2 separate regions of the Homo sapiens genome follow, and region 1 is linked to region 2. The links are chromatin loops, found by intact Hi-C in ENCODE. Cell type or tissue: mammary epithelial cell. All regions are shown on one strand.

The links. Peaks named below come from ENCODE experiments on the same cell type or tissue, not always from the same donor. Only the 100,000 strongest peaks of a DNase experiment are listed, where the experiment ranks them.
Region 1: a loop joins it to region 2, with 4 times the contacts of the local background. A loop is called at or near these places in 14 of 110 quality-filtered maps.

What each region holds. Positions count from the first base shown.
Region 1 is chr7:80,045,360-80,050,359 of GRCh38, forward strand. No RefSeq gene overlaps it. Among named protein-coding and RNA genes, the nearest start is that of GNAI1, 87 kb to the right of the region's middle. In mammary epithelial cell, a CTCF peak has its summit at 2,692 (motif pointing left); no DNase peak of the experiment used is centred here.
Region 2 is chr7:79,295,286-79,300,285 of GRCh38, forward strand. The region is part of intron 1 of MAGI2 (membrane associated guanylate kinase, WW and PDZ domain containing 2); the gene reads right to left. Among named protein-coding and RNA genes, the nearest start is that of MAGI2-AS3, 160 kb to the right of the region's middle. In mammary epithelial cell, a CTCF peak has its summit at 3,077; a DNase peak (open chromatin) is centred at 1,836; H3K27ac peaks cover 2,300 bases.

The DNA of each region.
Region 1 (5,000 bases), 750 kb after region 2:
AATCTCTAAGGCAGGGGCAAAATGGCACCAGTCTCTTTGCTAAAACATAGCAAGAGTCACCTTTATTCCAGTTCCCAAAAAGCACCCCATCTCCATCTGAAAGCACCTAAACCTGGATTTCATTGTCCATACCACTATCGGCATTTTAGTCAAAGCCATTCAACAAGTCTCTAGCAAATTCTAAATTTTCTCACATCTTCCTGTCCCCTTCTGAACCCTCTGAACTGTTCCAACCTCTGCCTATTACCCAATTCCAAAGTAGCTTCCACGTTTTTGGTTATGCTTACAGCAGTACCCCATTCTACCAGTACTAATTTACTGTATTAGTCTGTTCTCACACTGCTAATAAAGACATACCAGAGACTGGGTAATTTATAAAGGACAGAGGTTTAATTGACTCACAGTTCCCCATGGCTCGGGAGGCCTCACAATCATGGCAGAAGCAAATGAGGAGAAAAGTCACGTCTTACATGGCAATGGGCAAGAGAGCATGTGCAAGGGAACTCCCCCTTTTAAAACCATCAGATCTCATGAGCCTTATTCACTATCATGAGAACAGCATGGAAAAGACCTGCCGCCATGTTTCAATTACCTCCCACCATGTCCCTCCCAAGACATGTGGAGATTATGGGAGCTACAATTCAAGATGACATTCGGTTGGAGACACAGCCAAATCATATTATTCTGCCCTTTTTTTGTGGAAATATGACATATTCAGTTTCCAAGGGTTAGGACATAGCCTTTGGGAGGGCCATTATTCTGTCTACCACAAATAGTACAGGTATGGGTTGCAAAACTGACATACCTGGGTTACAAGTCACCACAAATTATCTAGCTTTTTTGCTGTAGTGCTCTTGTGGGGAAAGTAGTACCTCCATCACTGGGTTATATAAAAAACAATTTTTTAAAATGAATCTAAAGAGGGTTTTTAGGACTGTGACTGACATATAGTAAGATTTAAATATATGTTAGTTATTATTAAAATTTTGGTAATCTCTTGACGGTACTTGTTTGACAAAGTGATTGAGCAAAAGCTTTTTTCTTTTCTTTCTTTCTTTCTTTTTTTTTTTAAGACTGGGTCTCACTTTTTAGCCCAGTCTGGAATGCAGCGATGTAATTACAGCTCAGCGCAGCCTTGACCTCCTGGGCTCAAGTGATCCTCCCACTTCAGCCTCCTGAGCATCTGGGACTACAGGTATATGCCACTGTGCCCAGCTATTTATTTATTTATTTATTCATTCATTCATTTATTTTAGAGACAGGGTCTCCCTGTGTTGCCCAGGATGACCTCAGACTTCTGGTCTCAAGCAATCCTCCCACCTTAGCCTCCCAAAATGCTAGAATTACCGACATGAACCACCACACCCTGCCAAAAGTTTTTTATTTATGTCAAGTATGATAGTGATGAACAGTTAAGCTGTAAACTCAAGGTCTTAAAGGCTTTGAAAAAGAAAAAAATAAATTGTATAGTTCAAGAAATAAAAGCTAATTTGAAAATTGCAGTTCTAACAGAGAATATTCTATAAAGGACTTGCCCCCTTTGCCTAATTACATTGGCCTCCTAAGGAAACCTATGTCCCTTTGGCATTGTCACTCACACATGTATAAACTGCAATGTTCATTGACCCAGAGCACAGTTTTTCCAGTCTTAATACATGTTCCCTATATTAAGCTCTGGGACTTTTCCTTCCTGTTACAAAAATAATTTCATTTTGTAAACACTTTGTGGTAGTCTCAAAATACTTTAAATACAGCCAGAGTCTCTTTCAAGCCCCAATACCCAAAAGTAGGATCTTCCGAAAAGCATCATGCACTTAATGTAAAGTGCATTTTTGCCAGCTTTAATCTGTAAGTAAACACTGCAGACAGCTGGTCTTATTGCATGAGGCTGTGTATAAACACAGTTTCAGGTCTCTAAATCTCATTAGTTACCATACTTCCCATTCCTATTCCCACACTAAGCTTTGTCATTGGAAAAATTGGTTCATCTCCTTCTCTGTTTCTTTGCCTATCTTGGATTTTTTAGAACACATATATGCATTTTATTTTATTTTGTTTTAAAATTATTTCCACTGAAGTACCTCTACTTTATACCTTCCAAAAATTCACCAATGCTTCTGTCTCATTAATAACATCCTTTTATGTTTTCCAACAATGCTATAGATTCTTCTCATGTTTGTTTCCTTTGTTGTTTCTATGAGATTTGGAGAATGTGAGCTTCATCCACAACAGGATCAAAAGTCTAAACCATTACATTTTGTTTCGATATATGTGTACGTTAAAAATTTATTTGAAACAAGCCTACTCACATTTTTGAAAGAGCAATATATTTTCATTAACATAACTTAATGATACTATTGAAAATATAATGTATATTAAACAATAATCTCAAATTTTTCTGATGTTGTGTATCATACTTAGTAATAATTATATAATGTTTTTGTATTTAATGAATAATAAAATCAATTGAGGTAATTATCAAGTTAAAATTAACTTCCAGGTTATTGTTTAATTTCAAGAAGAAAAATACCAAATCAAAGTAGAACACATCTCAGAAATACTTTAGACTTTAAGCATTAATTTTTCACCTTAGATTTCTTCTTTTGGTGAGATTAAGTGCAAGCTATTATCAAACATATAATTGTAAAATTATCTATGTGTATTTTATATCAGACTCCAAAGACTTATACTGCTATCTAGTGGCTATATTGAGTAATATAGAATTATTAACTAGGTAATCCTGCTCAAAATGCATAACACTACACCATTGCCAGTATATTTTTGAAAATAACTAAGATTGGCTTACTGTTCATCTTCTAAGAACATAAGCTCTAAAAATTGCACTTGACTTGCTTATGGAGGACAAGGTACAAATTCTTTCATTGTGAATGTAATATACTTTATGAATAAATGTATTGTTTTAATGATGAATAAAATAATGTTTAAGGATGGAAACACTGAACAAAAAAAAAATCAGATAAACACGAGAACAACCCTTAAATAATGAATCACTCTTTCTGATAATAAAAACATAGCTTCTTCTGAATATGTAATACCTTGTCCTTGACTTTTAAACATTGCTAGGATTTTTACATTTTTACCCAGGGATTTTCTAGTGATGGTACAAACTGGGTTACATTTTAAGCAAAGCTATTTACAGGGCACATGAAGTTCAAAGAAATTCTAAGGTAACCTTTTCAGTTTATTATTTGTATATTGAGAATTCACATTGTAAAGGATAATTGAGAGTTCTTAAAACCTAAATTATTCGCAGTGAAGAAAAAGAGGGAAAGTTGCCATGTGAAGATTTGATAACCAATGTGAGGATCAAACAGGCAAAATGTAGTGGTTAGTTGGCCTAGCTTTTTTAATGGCTGTATCACGTCTACATTATTGAAAAGATCACTTGAAAAGGATGACTACTAAGGAAAATAACGTATTCTCCAAATGTCGAGATTTTGAAGTGAGAGCATTACCTGATCCCCCTCACAGTACGTGCAGCAGGGGTGTGGCTGGTCTGTTTGGCCACCATGCACTCAAACACCTTACAGGAGGGGGAGCATGCAGACGGGCAGGTGCAGGAACCAGGGCAAGCACTTTTGGGCTCTGTCCACATTGTAGCACCTGGGGTGGGTGGTACCTGACACTCCTGAAGCCCCAGTGGGCATGTTACAATGCACTTTTAGTTCTGCCATCCGCAGATGGCTTAAGTGTTAACCAGCTTAGTGCCCTCTTGGTACCCAGGTTCTTGTTGGGCATCCAGGAAGAATCAGGGACACGTGGATGAATTAAATGATGGTAAATGTGGGGGATTTTTTTGTGAGATGGAGGTGGCTCTCAGCAGGATGGATGGGGAGCTGGAAAGGGGATACAGTGGAAAGATGATCTTCTCCTGGAGTTTGGCCATCCCTTGGATCTCCTCTCTGACCATCCCCAGCCAAACTCCTCTCAATGTTCAGATGCTCCTTCTCTTCTCTCCTTCTCTGCTGCACTGTTCTGCCACTCTTCTGCTTCTCTGCTCTGCTGCTTGTCTGCTCATCCGCTTGTGGAGCCTGGGGTTTGGGGTTTATATGGGTACAGGATGGGGGGTGTAGCAGGCCAAAAGGCAACATTTGGGCACAAAAACAGGAATGTTTGTTCCATTTAGGGCCACAGGTTTCCAGGCTTGAGGTTGGGGCCTTTACCTAGGGACCACCCTCTTCTACCCAGTATTTCCCTGCCTCCTGTCCATATCAATTTGACAGCACTGTCTCCACAAAGAGGGGCCAGGCAAATGTTTCAGTATTATTGTTCATAGGAGGAAGGCTAGTTCTGCTGTTTAATATCTGAAAATTGTCTTTGCTACCCAAATACATCCCCTACTCACAGATATAGATTGAACATATACGTGCGCCCATAGATGAACATGTGCAGGATCACAGAGTTCAGATTGTTACCTAGGCTACAAGGTAAACATTTAGTTTTTCTCCTAGGGCAGTGTAACCCTAATTACCTTGAAAATTAAATAAATCTTAGAAATTTGACATTTTCTGGAAATAGCCCTTAGATATTTATAAACATATTAAATGCTATATAATTCATATAATGCTCAATAAAAATGTTAGCACATATTTTAATCATAATTTTTACACCTAAATGTTAAAATTTGTAATACTTATCATGGCTATTATTTTGGATGTCTCATGGACTCCTTAAACTCAATCAAAGTATTTAAATGAAGATCATTTAGAGTTTCTGTAAGGTTTTACTTACAAATTATTCATCATCATTTTTCAACAGTAAGGCAATTGCACAGTACAACAAAGGATTATTTATAAATTTTCAATAGGACTGAAATCATGGCTGTGTAATGAAGAGCTTCATGATGCTACTAATAATTTAATTGCTCTGAAGATACTGGAATACATCCCAAGTCAAGTGTCACCAACTACTTCTCAACCATAATGATATAAGAATAACTATTCCAAAATCATTAAATTCTGAGGTAAAGGCTAACTTAA
Region 2 (5,000 bases):
TAAGACCAGAGTTCAGATAGTGAAGGAATAGACAAAGATTGCAGAATACATTATGGTACTTAAGTACAAAATCAAGACAAAAAGTGACTTCAGTATAAAATAATCAGTGCTATCACCTGCAGTATATCCAATGGAAGAAATAATAAATACAACTTAGAGATTTTCTTGGTACAACCATTAACAATATCCATAGCATATTATATTTGCTAAATATATAATTGCTTTTCAATTACCTCTTTAAAAGCTCCTTCAGGCACGGTCGAGTCAAGGGAAAATGGTTAATATACTTCCTATTCTTCCCAGGATTATTTAGTATGCCTGTCCAGACACTTTCAAACAATGGCTTATATCACTACTTCATTTACCTCTGGTCTAGGGGAGGTGGTAGAGTAGTGCAGCTAGTGAAGCCAGGCTAGCTTTACGAAAGCAGGAATTTTTTTTTCACACTCTTGTATCCGCAGTGACTAGCATTGTGCTTGGTACTTGGTAGACAATACCACATTTCGGTGATAGTAAGATGCCTTCAATTATTAGATATATCATAATTTTAAACGTGATCAAGAAGAAAACACACTTCCAATTAAATTGTGACAAATTATGTCTTATTACTTTGAATTTTACTTATATATTTATTCAAAATATTATTTTAGGCTTATTTAGACATAGATTTGTCATATGCTGTTCTAGTGAAAATGAAAACAGAAAACAAGAAAAGTGAAACTATTCCTAAAAATCTTCACATTCAGGATTTAACTTTCCTAATTGTGCATTAACTCAGAGTTGTTCAAATCCATGTTTCAGTACAATATTGTTCTTTGTGCCACAAGAGCATTGATATTGTGGCATCTCTAAAAAGAGTGCTCCACTCTTGTCTCTGTAGATTTTCTTCCAAGTCATTTCCACCCATTCTGTGATGCTATTGCTGGTCCTTTAATCTTATCTAAAGTTGTAATAGAAAGTTTTCAGACTACAATATCAGAAATCATATCCCCTTTTCATATAATTTGAAGATAGAACTACCATATGATCTGTCAATCCCACTACTGGGTATATATCTGAAAGAAATGAAATCAGTTGTGTTGAAAAGATCTCTGCACTCCCGTATTTATTGTGGCACTATTCATAATAGCCAAGGACATAATCAGCTGAAGTGTCCAACTACACATGCATGGATAGAGAAAATGTGGTATATATACACAATATAACACTCCTCAGTCATAAAACAGAACAAAATCCTATCATTTGTGGCAACATGGATGAACCTGGAGGACATTATGTTAAGTAAAATAAGCCAGGCACAAAAAGACAAATACCACATGAGCTCATAATGGGAAATTGCAAACACTGTGGGCCAGGTGGTGGGATCCTGAAAAGGATATGTGGAATCCTGAAAAGTTGATTCATAGTAGAGAGTAGAATGGTGGTTGTCAGAGGCTGGTTAGTATAGAGGAGAGGGGAGAATGAGGAAGGTTGGGCAATGGGCATAAAGTTACAGTTGGATGGAAAGAAGACATTCTGGTGTTCTACTTCACAATAGAATGACTATAACTCACAATAGTTTATGGTATATTTCAACATAGGTAGAAGAGAGGATTTTGAATGATATCACTACAAAGAAATAATATGTATTTAAAGTGATGGATGTGCTAATTACTCTGATTTGACATTATACAGTGTAATACATGTATTGAAATATCACACCATACCCCATAAATATGTACAATTATGTGTCAGTTATAAATAAAGTAAAACAAAAAATAACCCTTAAGTATTTCATTAAGTTGAAACCTCAAGAGAACGGAGTCATTCAGTCATGCCAGCAGGAAGAGCAATCAAGTTTGCACATGTGCAGGCAATGACAAATTCATACATCACAACCACCACCTGGCCTACAGTGTTTGCAATTTCCCATTAATTGAAAGATGCATCCCAATTTTAGAAATGTAAAAATGTAAAAGATGTAATTTTTCAAATTGATAAACTATGATATTAAAATACTAGAGATGCCAGGAGGAAGATGAGCAAGATAGATGGGGATTGCATGTTTTAGATGAAATAAAATAGATTAAGCATTGAGCTCAGTGCCTTCTCCTTGCATTTCCATCCTAGTAAAGAGCTGGAAGAATTCACACAGTCATTTACAGGCTCTTCCCATGTGAGAACTATCATCGAGAAGGCAGTTGACTAAGAGCCTCAGTTAAATTTTAATTTATTCTAATTAGTCAGATACTATTCATTCATTTTATTAATATTTATTAATAACCTGCAGTCTACCCAGTACTCTTCTAGTTGATGGGAACAGAATCACGAATCAAAAGGTCTATAGAGCTTATCTTCTAACAAGAGAAGCCCATATTGTAAATAAGTAAAAATTAACTGAATAATATAAATCCAGAGAAATAAGTTTTGTGATATTATTGATAGAGAATAACTGGGTTTAGTGCGGGTATTTTTTAGATAGGTGGTCAGGGAAGACCTCTTTGAGCAGCAATATTTATTGCCTGAGGCAAAATGAATGGCTGGGCAAATGAGTGGAAAGGACAGTTTTGAAGTACTATCTCAGCACAGCTTTGACTTAACTTTCGTCAGGTGGGAATGAGCAAGTTAATATTTGCAACAGATATTCCCTGCTACATTCCTAGTCAAAATTTAAGGGAAAACAACCATTTCTCTCTGTTAGAAAAGCTGCTGATACCTTTTTGTCTCTTTGTAAGATCAGCAAGGACTAAAACCTGTGTTATCTTCCTGAGTGGACTTATGATATGTTTGTGGTCAAAATTAAAGTTGAATATAAGTTATGGTTTGTTTTTTATATCTAGCACATCAACATTTTATCAGAGAACGATGAATACTGTCTTATTAGTTTAAAAATATTTGCCGTATATAATTACCTGTCAATTTTTCTTCAATATTTGATTACATTTTTGTTTTAATGAGGGCAATTTATTTTTAAAATGCAAAAATGTCATAATTGGGTCTTTGAGAGGTTTTAAGAGAGATTCATCATCTTTAATTTCAGCAAAAGCTTAGATTCTGCAGAACAAGTGGAAACAGTTCCATCAAGTGTCACTTGGTGGCAGCATAACAAAATTGCTATGAGAGTTCCTAACTTGGGGAGCTAAGTAAGTTCTTTTAGGAACAAGCTAGTGAAAAACAATATTATGGCTGTTTTGTAACACACAAAAAAACCTGCCAGTGTTCTTATAATTTATTATAAGAAAAACATTTTTAAATACCATATCATACATAGTAAATTTTTTTCATTAATATAGCGTTCATTAACAAATATTTATTGTTTCTATTATATGGTAGAAACTGAGTTAAGAGTTAGGGCTAGATAATTTAAGCATGGTCTCTACTTGGGGCTAAATTGTGTCCCCCCAAAATTCATATGTTGAAGTCCTAACCCCCAGTATCTTATAATGTGACCGTATTTGGAACAGGGTCTTTAAAAAGGTAATCAAGTTAGAGTGAGGTAGTGAATTTAGAATGAGCTAATTCTACAGGACTAGTGTACATATAAGAAGAGAAAATTTGGAAACACATACATGCAGAGGGAAAACTGTGTGAAGACAGAGGGAAAAGACAGATATCTACACGCCAAGAAGAGAAGCCTCAGAAGAAACCAACCCTATTAATACCTTAATCTCAGGCTTCTAATCTCCAAAATTGTGAGAAAATAAATTTCTGTTGTATAAGCCACCCCATGGTATTTTGTCATGGCAGCCCTAGCAAACTAGGCAGTTTTGATGCTCATGCCACATAACGTTTTAATTTTAAAAAACTGAAGCAGAGAAAAGTAATTTCTCTGCTATAAGTAATAAGGCAATGTGATGGGTTTTATAATAGATGCATGCTCAGAATTGTGAGCATGGTGGGGAGTGGAAGTAATTCTTTAGGATGATGTTGGAAGACCTTATATAAGAATATTTGATGTGGGTTTTTAAGATTAAGTAGAAATTTTCCGGGCAGAGAAATGGGAATGAGAATAAATGGTATTTAGGTAAAAGAAGATGATGTAACTGGAAATGGATAGGCAGGGGGTGACATAGAGTGTTGTGAAAATCTTGAGTTCTGAGTTGTTTATGGTCAGGAGATGGCCTGGAAATGTAAGTTGGGAGTAGATTTTGAAGAGGCATAAGCCATGTAAAAAGATATCTTTCGGGAGGCTGAGGCAGGAGAATCGCTTGAACCTGGGAGGTAGAGGTTGCAGTGAGCCAAGATTGCGCCACTGCACTCCAGCCTGGAGACAGAGCAAGACTCCATCTCAAAAAAAAAAAAAAAAAAAGATATCTTTATTGTCCAAGGCATTCCTTTCTTGAAATGGTAATATAAAATTATATATTTCAAATCGGTTGGCAAAATAGGTTCAAAAAGATTCACTAAAAAAACACAAAAAACGATAATTGATCAGTGATATCATTTGGATATTTGTTCCCACCCAAATCTCATATTGAATTGTAATCCCCAATGCTAGAGGAGGGGCCTAGTGGGAGGTGTTTGGATCATGGGAGCAGATCCTCATGGCTTGGTGCTGTGCTTGCTATAAGGAGTGATCTGTCACAAAATCTGGTCATTTAAAAGTATGTGACATCTACTCCCCTCACTCTTTCTCTCTTGTTTCTGCTTTCACTATGTGAAGTACCTGCTCCCCCTTGCCTTCCACAATGACTGGAAGCTTCCTGAGACCCCCCTAGAGGCAGCTGTCACTATGCTTCCTATATAGCCTGCAGAAGCATGAGCCAATTAAGCCTCTTTTTAAATAAATTACCCAGTGTCAGGTATTTTTTTTAGAGCAGTGTAAGAACAACCTGATACATAAAATCAGTACTGAGAAGTGAGGCATTACTATAAAGTTACCTGAAAATGTGGATGTGACTTTGGAACTGCGTAATGGGCAGAGGTTAGAAGAGTTTGGAGGGCTCAGAGGAAGACAAGATGATGAGAGAAAGTTTGATATTTCTTGGAAACTGGTAAAATGGTTGTGACCAAAATGCTGA